Linked DNA regions of Homo sapiens: region 1 is linked to region 2. Evidence: read pairs that join two places in POLR2A ChIA-PET (ENCODE). Cell type or tissue: PC-9. All regions are shown on one strand.

Region 1 (8,000 bases), 780 kb after region 2:
TGTCCTTGCTAGAATTTCAAGTCGCATACCCTAGAAGAGTCTCCCAAACTGCTAAATTCTCTTTTCAAACAACATGCTCTGACACCTTGATCCAGAACCCTTAGAAACCAATACTATCTATACTCTTCTAGTTCTTGTTTATAAAAAATGGCTAGGTCCTGAAGTTCCTTTATCACTTCTAAGATGCCTCTGGCTGTTTTTGCAGCAACTTAACCCTAGGTATAGGCCCATGGCCAAGTATGTAGGTGGCCCTTGATCCTGAGATGGGCACCTGTTATCTTGAAAAGGAAAAGCTTCTGCATTGCCTTTGAGCAAGGGGAGAGGGCTAACCCTTACTAGGGAGGAGTGAACTACTTCTAATTTTTTTTTTTAAGGAGTCTCCCTGTGTCACCCAGATTGGACTACAGTGGAGCAATCTCAGCTCACTGCAACCTCTGCCTCCCAAATTCAAGCAATTCTCCCACTTCAGCCTCCCAAGTAACTGGGACTACAGGTGTAAGTCACCATACTTGGCTAGTTTTTGTATTTTTAGTAGAGATGAGGTTTCACCATGTTGGCCAGGCTGATTTCAAACTCCTGACCTCAGGTGATCTGCCCGCCTTGGCCTTCCAAAGTGCTGGAATTACAGGAATGCGCCACCGCACTCAGCTGGAGTAAACCACTTCTGTAGGAATCAGAGGAAAATGAAGATTCAAGATATGGGGGGCATCAACTGCAATGTTCCCATACCACGTGTCAGGGTCTTATTTTTACTCAACAAAGGCCCTGACCCTGGCATAGCAGGTCTGCCTATGTTATGAGTTGAACCTCCTTTGGGATTCATTACTCTTATTTTCTGGGCTTGATCCTCAACTTTTTTGGACCTTCTGTGAAGGAAACAAGAGCTTCTTCTTATGCTACTAAGGAGAACTCTGCCTTTCACCCCTAGCTTATCTTTTTATTCAAGGCCTTAATTGAGCTTGGTGAAGCCACCCGATTCTATTGCCTCTCTAGTTAGTATTTTCCTCATTATTTCTCCAATGTCAGATATCAGCATTTTCTTCCACCAGTATACCATCCAACTTCATCAACTGTGATTGTTTTAACAACTAAACAACCATCTCACGCTGGGATTGTATGTCCTCTGCCTACCACCAGCAGTACCTTCTGCCACAGATTGGACTCTCTAGGAAGCAGACTCTAGATAAAGACTATCATATAGAAGGTTTATCAGGAGGTTCCCTTGGCTCCAACACCTGGGGAAGAAAGGGGACTGAGGGGAGAGAGGGGAAAGAAGGAGACTGGGCAGAGGAAGAAATTGAGATATGATGCAGACTAAATAAAGCTTCAGTTGACCCTTTGGCCATTTCTGAAAATGGAATGACCCTTCAGAGATATTCCTAATTGGGGTGAGAAGGCTGAGCCTTTATACTCCCATGTTAAACAGTCATTGGATGTGGACGACCTTGAGAAGGGTGGCTGTCTTCACCTGGAGGCACTCCCAGTAGCTGGGGCAATAGCTTCTTCATTCTGGGGAGAGTTTGAACACATTACAGCTATCGCACAGCAACCATCCACCTCTTTCTTCCATTCAAGGACTAAATATGCCGTGTGTGTGTGTGTGTGTGTGATTGAAAGTAAAGTAAAACCTGACACTCTGGCCAGGCGCAGTGGCTCACACCTGTAATCCCAGTATTTTGGGAGGCCGAGGCAGGCAGATCACGAGGTCAGGAGATCGAGACCACCCTGGCTAACATTGTGAAACCCCGTCTCTACTAAAAATACAAAAAATTAGTCGGGCATGGTGGCGGGTGCCTGTAGTCCCAGCTACTCAGGAGGCTGAGGCAGGAGACTGGCGTGAACCTGGGACACGGAGCTTGCAGTGAGCAGAGATGGCACCAATGCACTCCAGCCTGGGTGAGAGAGCGAGACTCCATCACAAAAAAAAAAAAAAAAAAACCTGACGCTCAATGTGCTTTCCAAATATCTTGGAGCTCCAGTGACCCCTTCACTTCCTAGAACTTCCTAGTCATAAACACTTCTGTGACCACAGCAATGAGGTTGTTTTCTTTCTTTTTCTTTTTTTTGTTGGTCTTTCTTTTTTGTTTTGGATATGTTAATACTTACTATTTATCAAACATTTACTATGAGCCAGGCCCTGTGCAAGGGTATATATATGGATAATCTTTCATGAATGATCTCATTTAATCATCACTTCAATTCTATTTTGTAAACTTGAGTAAGCCTTTAGTAAGAAAATAGAGATTGAGGTTGAATTGTGTTTCCAAGTCACGCTACTAGTTCTTATTGGAATCTGTGTGGAACCCAGATCTGACTCCAAAGTCAATCTTAGTAATGACACTGCAATTGGCCACCTGCTTCTTTATCTCCAACTGCCTCAGCCAAAGGTCAACAGGTACACTGTAGGCCACTGTTCTTGATCAAGCCCTGTTCCCTGCAGCATACATTCCTAAACAATGCCTTTTGAGGTACAACTTATAGAATCATTTTATTAAAGTTCTGATCTTTTTTCTATACATTCCCACTGTGTTCAAACCTAAGACTCAGCTGTCCTCCCAGGCTCAATTGAAGTCTCCTTTCTAGCTGTACTTTTCTTAGGTATTCCAGACCAGAATAGCCTCCCAGTGCCTAACAAAGCTTTCCCACCAGTGAGAAGGATTTAGCCACATTTTTACTGCTTAGTATCTTCATATATGTTTCTGTTCCCTTCAACAGATTGTAAACATCACGCACGGTCTTTCACACCACTACCCTATATAATGTATTGTACATAGGAGACATTTAGAAGCAGATTACATTAATTTTGTATTAATGTCATGAATTACTTAGTGATATGCCCTTGGGCTCTCTTCTGTTTCCTCATTCTCTAATAATGATATAATTTTTATATTTTCTTAGGTTTCCCATGATGCTGAAATCCTTATCTATCCTATATATTTGTCACTCTGCACTTCCTCTCTTGCATAGCTCTGTCCTGGGAACCCCAGGCAGTTAAGTTTATTAGTGATGATTAACACAAGCTGGTTATGTTCCATTTAAGGCTAACAGTTCTCATGGTTATAATTAAACTTTTTCTGTTTTAGGTACAATTAAACCCACAGATTAAACCTTATATTTTCCAGGGAAAATATTGTATGATCTATTGTACCTAGTGACTAAAGTGAAATTTTAGAATGGTTTGAAACCTTGCTGCAAAAAGTGTGGTCCATGGACCAGGAACAGCAGTGTTACCTGGAGGCCTGTTAGAAATGTAGAAAATTGTCCCCCACCCAGATATGCAGGATCAGAATCTGCATTCTAACAAGATCTGCAGGTAATTCCTATCAATATTTAAGTTTGAGAAGTTCTACTTTAAAAAATAATTTAATGGCAGCTCTATATAAAAGTGGTTCTCCATTAGTGCCTACCATGGGCCAGCCACATGTTTGATGCTTCATACAGTTCTAATTATCCCAACAGTCCTGAAGGTGCTATTTCTGTTTACAGATGAAAAACCTGATACTTAGAGGCTAACTTAGCCAAGATCGTTCTGCTTATAATCAGTAGTGCTGATCTTGGAGTGTAGCACCATCTGCTTCGAAGACTATCTTTCAGGCTTTCTGTTGCAGATGCAGCAGATGCTCTCAGAGCCTGCCTATATGTCCCTGCCCCTTAGCATTCCAGAGTGCAGGGGCTGGACTGGTCCTTGCCTCCCCTGCAGCAGTGAGAGGTGATGGTGTGCTGGCAGCCCTTGCAGCCCTTGCCCACTCTCAGCACCTCCTTGGCCTCGGTGCACACTCTGGCAGCACTTGAAGAGCCCTTCAGCCCACCACTGCACTGTGGGAGCCCCTCTCTGGGCTGGCCGAGGCTGGAGCTGGCTCCCTCTGCTTGTGGGGTGATGTGGAGGGAAAGGCGCAGGTGGGAACCTGGGCTGCGCCCAGTGCTTGTGGGCCAGCACAAGTTCTGGGTGGGTGTGGGCTTGGTGGGCCCTGCACTTGGAGCGGCAAGCAGTGAGGAGCTTAGCACCTGGGCCAGCAGCTGCGGAGGGTGCGCCGGGTCCCCCAGCAGTGCTGGCCCACCAGGGCTGCGCTCGAATTCTCGCGGGGCCTCAGCTGCCTCCCTGTGGGGAAGGCCTCAGGACCTGCAGCCCTCCCGGCACAAGCCTTCCCACCCCCTGCCCACCGCTGCCCCCACCCCCCCATCACTGCAGCCCCCCGCCCCGCCTACAGCCACCCCAACCCCCACCCCACCATGGGCTCCTGCGAGGCCTGAGCCTCCCTGACGGGCAACGCCCCCTGCTCTGCTGCGCTGGGTCCCATCGACTGCCCAAGGGCTGAGGAGTGCGGGCACAAGGCACGGGATTGGCAGGAAGCTCCACCTGCACCGGGGTGCAGGATCCACCAGGTGAAGCCAGCTGGGCTCCTGAGTCTAGTGGGGACGTGGAGAACCTTTATGTCTAGCTAAGGGATTGTAGACACACCAATCAGTACTCTGTGTCTAGCTCAAGGTTTGTGAATGCACCAATCAGCATTCTGTATCTGGCTAATCTGGTGGGGACTTGAAGAACTTTTATTTCTAGCTAAGGGATTGTAAATACACCAATCAGCACTCTGTGTCTAGCTCAAGGTTTGTAAACACACCAATCAGCACTCTGTATCTAGCTAATCTGGTGGGGACTTGGAGAACCTTTATGTCTAGCTAAAGGATTGTAAACATACCAATCAGCACCCTGTGTCTAGCTCAAGGTTTGTAAATGCACCAATCAGTGATCCGTGTCTAGCTAATCTAGTGGGGATTTGGAGAACTTTTGTGTCTAGCTCAGGGATTGTAAACGCATCAATCAGCACTCTGTCAAAACGGACCAATCAGCTCTCTGTAAAACACACCAATCAGCTCTCTGTAAAATGGATCAATCAGCAGGATGTGGGTGGGGCCAGATAAGGGAATAAAAGCAGGCTGCCAGAGCCAGCAGTGGCAACCCCCATGGGTCCCCTTCCACACTGTGGAAGCTTTGTTCTTTCACTCTTTTCAATAAATCTTGCTGCTTCTCACTCTTTGGGTCCGCACTGCCTTTATGAGCTGTAACACTCACCACGAAGGTCTGTAGCTTCACTCCTGAGGCCAGTGAGACTAGAAACCCACCAGAAGGAAGAAGCTCCAAACACGTCAGAACATCAGAAGGAACAAACTCCGGACGCCCCTTTAAGAACTGTAACGCTCACCGGGAGGGTCCGCAGCCTCATTCTTGAAGTCAGTGAGACCAAGAACCCACCAATTCCAGACACAGCAGTTCTCAAGCAAAGACCGATGAGAGTTAGTGTCTAAATTCCCTGGCTCCCTTGGCGCTCAGGTGAGATAATTTTGTGCTGTGTTTACACTACAGCTTACAGTTTCCCTGCGAGATTAATGTCCAATGTACTAATCTGGAAGCTGGCTTAATAATGCACCTTTTATTAATCCCACCTCATCTCTACTTCCCTGCATTTCTTAGACACCATAATTAAATCCTTATCTCAGGCTCCACTTCTGGGGAGACCAGCATTAAGATAGCAGAAGAGTAACCTTGGCTGCTATGAGAAATTCCTCATACCACAAGAAAAGAAGCACTGAAAAGTGAACAATTAACTTCTCTTGAATACAATGAGTATAACACTCTCAAGAATAGTGGGATCTTCTTATGAGACTGCTGACAGATGAAAGATGAGATTCTATGACGTTTATTAAAATGAAGAATTACAGGGGAATATACAGAAAAACAGAGTTAACTTCTTCCTCATAGGAATTCTCCTCCTCATTGTTAGAATATATTGTCTTTTTTATATAACTGTCTTCTATGGGAGGAATGAACAGGTGTCTTTGGGACATACATACTTTCTATGCCTCAAATCTTCATGTATAAAAGTGAGGGAAAACTCGTTGTGTAAATGAAGTATCTCATCCTGTCTGTGGCATAAAGTTTTTCCATATGCTGATGTTTGTACTCAGGGCCAGTTTCGAGGGCATGTGACAGACGGCCCTGCACTTGGTTTGATACTCTGCTGTCACTACCTTGAAATTCTTAATAATTGTGAACAAGACACCCCACATTTTTATTTTGCACCAGATCCTGGAAATTATGAACCCGGTCCCATTTGTATTAATTAAAAACTCTTTGAAGTACGAATTTTCATGATACAAGCAAGAGAAGTCAGGTTAAAAGAATGGTAAGAGGAAGAGCAAAGTAGCTTTCAGGAAAACTAGATCCAACAAAAGCTGGAGTTTCTAGAAACTTCTGGCAGTTATGAAAGATTTGCTGCAGAGAGAGTGGGAGGAAAGCCGTGGTATCAGGACGTTCTGTACTACTTCTGAAATGTACATATGCAGAGGAGCAGGCACAGATGGGATGGCTAAGACAGCAAGTTTGACTTGGAGCCAGCAGGGAAAGTTCAAGTGACCCAGGAAATTAGAAGCAAAAAGAATGAGCCACTTGAACTAGCTGTTCTGCATTAGGCAAACAAACAGATTCTGTTCCTGATTGTTCCTGATGATATCCAGCATTTACCAAACATTTACTCTGTACCTGGAACTGTTAAAAAGGGACTTATAGTCATCTCATTTAATCTGACAACAACCCTTTAAGGCATGTGCTATTATTGTTCCTATACCACCAGTGAAGAAAGCTAGGACAAAATAAGATTAAATCATTGCCCAGGGCACCTAGCAAGTGCTGGAGCCTGGACTTTAACCCTGACAGACTGTGGAGCCCAAACTCTTAATTATGACATATAGCTCCCCTACCAAGTAAAATGGCTCTCCACTCTAAAAGGCATGATGGAGCAGATATTGTGCGGAAAGGACCCCAGTGGAGAAGTGAAAAGAGAAAGGCTGTGTCCCTGTGGTGCAATCCTTTGTGGAGCAAAGTTCCCCATTTCTTCAGGGGTAGGGGTTAGGGTGGGGGCAACCAAACATAAACATCCACAGACCTTGGGGAGCCCACACGGGGTTTTCCTGGACCCATTTTGCTTCACAAGCACATTTTCCATGGATTTTCATTAGGCTGTGTCAGAGTGTCAGTGGTCTTCAAACTGTTCTACTGATCCCTTGGTTCAACTTTTGTAGCTCAACTGTCTTCCACAATGAGAGGGAACTGAATGGAGGGGCTCAGGCTCCTGCTTCACTTGCACAGCTTCCCTTTCACTTATTTTCATCTGAATATAGGGATTATGGATAAAAATTTGTTTGCAAAAAGAAGATGAGGTTCTACAGCTAAAAATACACTATAAAAACCATTGCTCTGGGCAGTCACTTCAACTGGGAGAAGACGAATAAGCTGTAGGCAGATCACAGGGCTCTTGCACACACATTCCTCCCTCTCCTCCCCCAAACACAACTCAGATTCAACCTGGGTCAGTGAAGAAAGGCTAATACTGGTATTTGGTGTTTGTAGAATCTTGGGCAGAAAGTATTTGAATCTTCTCTATGCCACAGACTTGTTCACTAACTGTGAGTTTGTTTCTCACTTAAGAACAGTTTTTAAACATACAGTGTTTTCATCAGGAAAATATATATATATATTTGCAGGGTCAATTCAGACGCCTTTACAATAATAGTGGTTCTGACCTTCCTTTCAGGTAGGAGCCAGAATTAATTGTTCTTTCCTCTGCTTTCCTGCAGCAACCAACAATTATTTGAATATCTATCAAGTGTAAAACAGGGTGATCCTGCCCTCAAAGGACTCACCGTCTAGTAGTAAAAGGACCTAAATAATTCCTGTGCCTGTCATGACGATGGTCACTTTCTACCTCATGTTACAGAGGCAATAGGAAGTGCAGACAGCTGAAGGACATGGAAAAAAAAATTGATGGAAGAATGGCAGCCAGGTTTGGCCTTAAAGAAACTGCATTTCCCTAGGTGGATGTGTAATTAGTTTTCCAAGAGAAGATGATATAATAGCTACACAAAGGTAGCAATAGCATAAACAAATCCTACAAACCTTGAAAAGTCACCTTTGAGGATAGGAACCTGGTTTTCTAATATTTCCC
Region 2 (8,000 bases):
TATCCTATGATGTTACAATTTAGAGAATGCTGTAATATGTAATATAAGGATAATCTGATTTTCAAAAAGTTAGCCTCCTTACTTAGGAGTGACAATAGGAATAGAGCTTAGATATTTCCCAGTCCTGTCAGAGGTGTCCTTGCAGGGAGTCTGGCTCTTTTCTCCCTTTCCCTGGCCTTCATTGATCTGTCCAATTTTCCCTGGCAGAGCTCTCTTTACGAGAAAAGGAAGATCCTGGCTGGTCAGCATGAGGATGCCCGGGAGCTGAAGGAGAACCTGGATCGCAGGGAGCGAGTAGTGCTGGGCATCTTGGCCAATTACCTTTCAGAGGAGCAGCTCCAGGACTACCAGCACTTCGTGAAAATGAAGTCCACGCTCCTCATTGAGCAACGGAAGCTGGATGACAAGATCAAGCTGGGCCAGGAGCAGGTCAAGTGTCTGCTGGAGAGCCTGCCCTCAGATTTCATTCCCAAGGCTGGGGCCCTGGCTCTGCCCCCAAACCTCACGAGTGAGCCCATTCCTGCTGGGGGCTGTACTTTCAGTGGTATTTTCCCAACATTAACCTCTCCACTTTAACCTCTTCTAAAATACCCAACCAAAAGATCACTGTTTCTCTCAACACTATTTAATCTGAAAAATGTTTCAGTACAAACCACTGTTTGAACTATCTGGGTTATTGGTGTTTGTTCCTGATGAAAGGAAAAAAATTCTCTCCAGGAGGAAGCCTTTTTCCTTCTTGCCCTTCCTGATTGATCTTCTGAGAGCTCGAATGCTGCTGGACACGTACCCCTTTCTATTATTACTTTGTAGTAGAAAGAAAGTTAATGAAACTGAGAACTGATTGGAGGGTGTTTGATCATTTAGTTTTTAACAGGCTGAGGCAACATGGATCAGTGTGTGTCCCCCTCAGGAATGTATCCACAGTGGCCTTCCTTGCTGGTGGGCAGTGTATCCTGATGGCAGGGTACAAGTACCATTAATGAAGGGTCTGCAACATAAAGCCTTAAAAAGACACACACTAAGAAAACTGTAAAACCTTGAACATTGTTATTTATATTTTTTAAAATGGAAAAGATCACTATGTTTGTTGTGCTAACCACTTATTTGATTCTGTTTTGTGGTGGACATAGATGATTACGTTTGAGCTTTGTATTTTGTGAAAACCTTAATGAAATGAATTCCAAAGATAGTCACGTTGAGCGTGAAGACTTTTTTTCTTACATTCCTGTCTTATTTTTACCAACACGAGCAGGCATTCTGCGCTTCCACTGGACTGAGTATGGGGGAGTCCTGCTCCCCTCCTGTCTCACACCTTCCCCAGGAGGAAGGCCTCATGCACTGCGGTTATTGCATCATTTCCTAGTGCTTCATGTCATTATCACTGGTGGGGAAACAAAGCTAAATTTTATTAACAAAGACAACTCTCAGACCTATATAATAGGAGGAGGACGTCCAGAATCCAACAAAATTCAAACGGAGCCCATGCTGTTCTCCTGAACAAGATTTGGGCTAAATACGGCCTGTTTATTGAGGCTGTTTTAATGATGCTTTAAAAAAAAAAAATGTTTTCTAAAATGTCAAACCTGTTGACCACACTTTGATTAAAAACTGCCTCCTTAACCTCTGAAGACTGATTTTGCTTTATCATGTTTCAATAATAACATTTCAGAGGTTACTCTGTAGCCCCAGTTGTAAGCTTATAAAAACAAACTGGAAGGCTGAGGAGGTTATGGGCTGGCAGCCAGGCTATGTTTACAGCTGCTGGAGATGGCAGTAGCCTTATACTTTGAGCAGGTAGTACATCCCAGGCTGTGCTAGAGGTAGATTTGTTTTTTCACGTTTGATCTGTGGCTGGTGGCCACCTTTGTTGATTTGGGCTTACGAGTTTCATAGTAGCCAGTCTTAGAAAATTGGGGGAGTAAAATTTTGAAGTAAAAAAAAAAAAAAAATGACAAGGGAACCAAATGCTCCTTCTCCCCTTAGTACATTTTCATTACTTAATGAAGTTTTATCTCCTATGTAAGAATATCAAAATTGTAGTTTGGGTCTCCAGTAGAGATGTCTTTTGATTAACTTATAAACAACTGGCCACCCAGAAGTTTCCTTTGCATAGTCAACCAAAGCTATGGCTTTGTTCTTTGGAGCTTATATACTGCATGACTCCATTGATACAAATAAGACAGCACCTTGGTTTCCCAGGGATGTTTTCATTCAGAGGTCCTGTCTCCCAGGAAAGCAGTAGAACCAGTGACAGCATTCAACAGCCACACTGCATGGTCATCAGTCTTAGGCCAACATGGGAGCCTGAAATTAACTCCATCAGTAACTACCTGTGTGTCTTGCTGATACTGAATGAGCCCTCACAAGCCAAGCCAGGTGGAAGACAGCCAGCAAACGTCTACAGTTATTCTTAGTGAAATTCCTCAGAGGAATCCAGGGGGCTCCCAGTTCCCAACACTCTTCGAGATGACCATTTTTCGGGATTTGACTGGGGAACATTTTACATATTCAGTCTTTCTCAAAAATTTTTATTTATTTTCTTGAGAAAGGGTCTTACTATGTTGCCCAGGCTGGAGTGCAGAGTGGTGCGATAACAGCTCATTGCAGTCTGAACCTCTGAGGCTCAAGCCATCCTCCCATCTCAGCCTCCCAAGTAGCTGGGACCACAGGTGTGCACCACTATGCTTGGCTAATTTTTTGATTTTTTATAGAGACGGGGGTCTCGCTATGTTGCCCAGGCTGGTTTCAAACTCCTGGGCTCAAGGGATCCTTCCGCTTTGGTCCCAGAAGTGCTGGGATTACAGGCATGAGCCACTTCACCCAGCCACTTTTCTAATTTATAGACATAAAAGTAATTGACTCCCACAGCACAGTAACAGGCAATGCTGCTTGGCATGCCACAAACATCTGAAAGCTTGTGACACTCCTAGGATTGTGTCCATTCTTTCATTATGTGGAAACTTTGTTCTGTTATGTGAAATGGGTAAGGCACCAAGTGAGACTTTGAAATCTAATTTTTAGGTGGATGTGATATTTATTGTAATAGGACTTGACCTCTGTACTTTAAAGAAATCACTAACCAAATTTTCAAAGTTTCCTTTTAAATGCGTTTAGCTAGAAATCTATGTATTTATCCCTTTCCTATTTTGCATTCTTCTCCCACTATTTTTAAAAACTCATTTACAGTAGAAACCATTCTTCTTTCTCCCAACAGTATCCTTTGCCAAGACCATGAGAACAGTAAGGAGCATGTTGTTGGTCAGGGTTTCAGAATACGCGTGATGTCACTGAGAATGTTTGCTCACAGTCAATAATTGTCTTTGTGGATGTGATAATTTTGGAGATACACTTCTGGTCAGAACTCAGGTGAGATAATCTTGCAATACTCCAAATGCAGATACTCCAGCCACCCGCAAGGTTCCAGGAAAGGACAATGTCCTGCGAGAAAATCAGGAGGCCTCCACTTCCTGGGCCACTTGAGAAGTTCCTGGGCATGTCACTACATGTTGGTTGACTCAGCCATTTCTCATGCTGTTTTGTTTCTTGCGGTGGCCACTTAACCCCAAAGAATGAAGGGAGGATCCACAGTGAAAGTGCCTGAGTTTCTCTATGAGACCAGATGCTGTCGAAACCAAACATCTTTTCCTTTGCTCTATGGGAACATTTTAGGGTTTGTTTTGCACAGCTGGTTTCCAGACTAGAAGATTAACAAGTTTGGGTCCACCCCTAAGAATCAGTGGCTGTCTTTTAAGGTGAGGAGTGTGGGCTTAACTGAGGTCCTTTGAGGGAGCTATAAAGGAGAAACAACCTGGGACATCCCAGTTTTCCTATTCCTCCACTGTTAATATCTCATCTAAAATAATTCATGAGTTTAAATGGTAAATATATGCTTTAAGCTCTACCTTTAAACTTGTATGTTATTCAGGCATCTCTTATTAAGATACTGGGTCTCTGGATACCCAAGGAAATGTTGGCTTTTTATTCTTATGTGGTTCCAAATTTACTTCTCTTCAGTTTAATTGTCCATGGTAGTGCTGGCTTCATTGTTAGGTTGGAGTTATTATTTTCCTTTTAGAACAACATGAATTTTATTCACCTTACTATTAGAAAAAGGAATAACTACAGCCAGAAATAACTTCATTTCCTACAAGGTATAAAAAGTGGTCAAGTGAATGTGAAGGGGCTTTTCTACACAGGAATATATTATCGGGAACAAAGTATTTCCTGCTGCCTTAACTCTTTGGGATGCATAGGATAAAATGATAAAGACCATTTTAATATCAGAAAGGGTTGTCTTATTAATTTTTAAATAAAACTTCACATTTCTTAATGGGGAGCTCATTCAGAAACTAAATAATGGTTTCTCAAAGTGTGGTCAGGATACGATCTGCATCAGAATCCTTGGAATGCTTGTTAAAAATACCAATTGCTATGACAAAACCAAGTCTGCTGGAAACTGCATTTCAGCAGGTTTCCCATGTTATTCTGATGTATTTTAACATTTGAGAGCCACTACCAATCATCTGTACAGTTCCTACTGTTATGATCACAATAAGACTAACATGAATTTAATAATCTGAATAATTTTTAAAATTTAAATAAACAGAAATTGAAGTTAAATTTAAAAATAAAAATAACCTCAGAAGTTGAAAGTCCTGTCATATTTATTCTATTAGCTATATAAGTTTATACTGTCTCCACTACTTTTATATAATCCCCAAGGTTGTGATACAGATTTTGTTCCCTGTTTACTCTTTTTTAGATCTGTTTTAAACAAGTTATGCACTTATTCAGATTTAATTGCACTAATTATTTTTCCTCAAAAGGAATCAGTTTTATCACACATTGCCAGTAATTTTAAGTTCTGCCCTGACTGAAATTAATCAACTGGCCTTTTCAGTGGGAACTTTACTGATTTAGTGGGAATCAGATTCCTGTTGCTTCATCACAAATGTTATCCTACATATGAGTTAGAACCTCTCCTTGGTGTGGATTTGACAATTTAGCTAATGAAACAAGACTGTGTTCATTTTCTTTGAGAAATGAAAGCAGCTGTCACCCAATTTTGAAACTCTAAAATCAAAATTAGGCAAGAAGAAAGTTGTGAATGAAAAAACTGGCTCATTGATTCCTACTTCATTCTATAAATTATTCTCTAGGTGGAAAGGCAGCTGTATTTCTTGCTTAAACACTGGTATTGCTATTGCTTTACAGTAGGTTGAACAGGGGAAATATTTATATAAAGAGTTATTAAATTCTGATAAACGAGTGACTATAGGACATAAGGAAATTCTCTCTGGTACCCTAGAGCTAAGGAAGAGTACTCAAGGAAAGACAAACTGGGAAAGAGTCCCAAGCCTGAGGTTCAGACCTCCTTGGAGAACTGAACTCGACCCACATAGCAGGGAAGTTAGCTGGTTTGCCCAGGCTGGAACTGGTCTGCAGTCCCTGAGCGCATAGGAAGCAACCCTCCAGAGTGCAGGCTGGGTCAGTCCACCAGCAACCAACAGCCTGGCTGTGCACAGAGTGGGGGCCTGCAGCAGGCGTGGCTGCCCAGTGGGAACCCTCCAGGTCACAGGTGATCCTCACAGGATCTTCAGAGAGTGAGGAGCCAGTGTTGGCAGAAGGCCTTCCGGGCACTGATGCAGCAGGAATCTTTCAGGGCTCAAGTTTGTAATCCACAGGCCCAGGAGAAGGTTATGGCCAGAATGAGGCTTCAAGGTCCCAAGGCACCACCAATTGTAGGCAGTGGTTGGAAGAGAACTCCATCAGATGTCCTCACACCCATACCACTGACCCATAAGGCAGCAGCCACAAAGGGCCCCAACAGCACCCCCTATGGAGAGAGCTTAACATCGTGCTGACTGTAAAAGATGCTTAAAAGGACCCTGCCCATTACACAGACACTTGATTGAAGGGTTATTCCAGAGCTGAGCCAATAAATTGATAGCCGTCACAGACACATTGTTCTACATATATACCCTGGCATTATCTTCTGATACCACATGTAATTTTATAGTTGCTGATTCTGTAAGAACCATTTCTCAGATAATAAAACAGTGCCTATAAAATGGCCAACATATCTCTTGAAGGAGGTGTCAAAAGGAAAGCAGTTTCTCATTTATGTTTTCTTTAAACATGCTCCATACACCTATATTACTCAAAGTATCTAAATCAATAGATTTAGATTCAGGCCGATTTAAGAGCATGTCTAAGGTTTGTTTCTGTTGAGGTCTCTCTCTGCCTAGCTCTGCCTCTGTATACCTCTGTATGTGTCTACGTCTCTCTTGGTGTGTCTCCACATATGTTTTTCTCTATCTCAACATCTGCAACTGTCATACTTTCCTGTTCATTTATTCCCAAAATGATTCATATTTATACATTAAGTTCAGTGGTGCAATCATAGCTCACCACAGCCTCGAACTCCCAGGCTCAGGCGATCCTCCTGCTTCAGCCTCCCAAGTAGCTGGGACCACAGGCATGAGCCACCACACCTGGCTAATTTTTTAAAATATTTTTGGCAGAGATGGGGTCTCCCTATGTTGCCCAGGCTGGTCTCAAACTCCTGGGCTGAAGCAATCCTCCTGCCTCAGCCTCCCAAAGTGCTGGGATTACAGGCATGAGCCACCATGCCCAGGTGTTTTGTTTGTTTGTTTTAATTTGAAAGAAAAATTAAGAATCTCACCTCATTTTAAATTTTAATAAATATAAAGAAGATGTTGCAATATTGTTTAAATATATGTAAGAGTGAATGAGAACTATTCCTCATCTCTAATTAGAACAGAATATAGGAATTGGCTTTATTTTGTAGTAATAAAAATTGATTTGATAAAAAGGAACAATTCAAAGGCAGCTCATGGATACGGAAATGAGAATTTTAAAAGCCCATCTTCCCTCAAAGATTAAAAGAAAAAAAAGAAATAGAATACCTAACCTTGTATGCAATGGTTTAGAGCAGATTTATTAAAAGGCAGGGAGGTAGTCGGATGTCTCCTTCCAGTGAAAGTAGATAGGCAGAAAAGGAACTTAAGCTTAGGATAAAAAGAACAAACAACATCTTCCAAGTTGCCTCAAAAGGTCAACCTCAGTTTGATAATGTATCACTCAATGTGTTTTTTGTTTTTTTGTTTTGGTTTTGTTTTGGTTTTTTGAGACAGAGTGAGCCCGTAATCCCAGCCCTTTGGGAGGCTGAGGTGGGTGCATTATTTGAGGTCAGGAGATCGAGACCAGCCTGGCCAACATGCTGAAACCCCGTCTCTACTGAAAAAAAAAAAAAATTAGCCAGGTGTGGTGGTGCATGCCTGTGGTCCTAGCTACTCTGGAGGCCAAGGCAGGAGAACTGCTTGAACCCAGCAGGCGGAGGGTGCAGTAAGATGAGATCGCACCACTGCACTCCAGCCTGGGCAACAGAGTGAGACTCTGTCTCAAACAAACAAACAAACAAACAAACAAAACAAATTGTAAGTCCTTCTTGCAAATGTTGGTTAAAAGCTAACTAAGGAGTAATGTGCTTAGGAAGAAGAAACTAAGAAAATCAATTTACGGTGTGGTTAAGTAATGTGCCTCTACAGGTAGATGAGAGAGACGCATGTGTAGGAAGGGAGGTACAGCAGGAAAACTGTGTGTTCATCATGACTCTGGATGATTAAATATGTGCATTCACACAGGTAATTGAGAAGATATATGGTATGTCTGCTAACAAAAGTAGAACTACAGCTCTTCAGATCATATTGATCAGAAATCAGTAGAAAGTACCAAATAAAGACTTCTATCTACAGGAGATTCGTGGCATTGAGCAAGATGGCCAACTGGAAGCCCCTGGTGCTCGTCTCTCTCACAATGACAACCAGAACAATGAATAAACAACTACATTTTAACAAAAATAAGTGAGGGACGGTGCATCAGAGAAGTAACAGAAACCCCAGTGAGCAGAGAAATTCAGGATGGCCAAAGAGAATGGAAGGAAATCCTGGGCCTCTATTGCCCTGTCCCCAAACTGG

Evidence for each region. ChIA-PET counts read pairs that join two places held together with the same protein. Peaks named below come from ENCODE experiments on the same cell type or tissue, not always from the same donor. Only the 100,000 strongest peaks of a DNase experiment are listed, where the experiment ranks them.
Region 1: POLR2A ChIA-PET joins it to region 2 with 10 read pairs; 1 of 35 experiments calls an interaction of 5 or more read pairs at or near these places.

Annotation. Positions count from the first base shown.
Region 1 is chr4:77,558,003-77,566,002 of GRCh38, forward strand. It overlaps a transcript of CXCL13 not described here. Among named protein-coding and RNA genes, the nearest start is that of CXCL13, 44 kb to the right of the region's middle. In PC-9, no CTCF peak of the experiment used is centred here; a DNase peak (open chromatin) is centred at 2,949.
Region 2 is chr4:76,778,602-76,786,601 of GRCh38, forward strand. SHROOM3 (shroom family member 3) reads left to right here. Exons shown (of 11, transcript NM_020859.4): 11 at 208-4,652. The coding sequence ends at 576. All of the region lies in intron 1 of SHROOM3-AS1 (SHROOM3 antisense RNA 1), which reads right to left. Among named protein-coding and RNA genes, the nearest start is that of SHROOM3-AS1, 20 kb to the right of the region's middle. RefSeq lists enhancers at 2,902-4,101, 3,141-4,100, 3,232-3,601, 3,335-3,629, 7,995-8,000 and silencers at 5,697-5,766, 5,777-5,826, 5,877-5,946. In PC-9, no CTCF peak of the experiment used is centred here; no DNase peak of the experiment used is centred here; H3K27ac peaks cover 412 bases.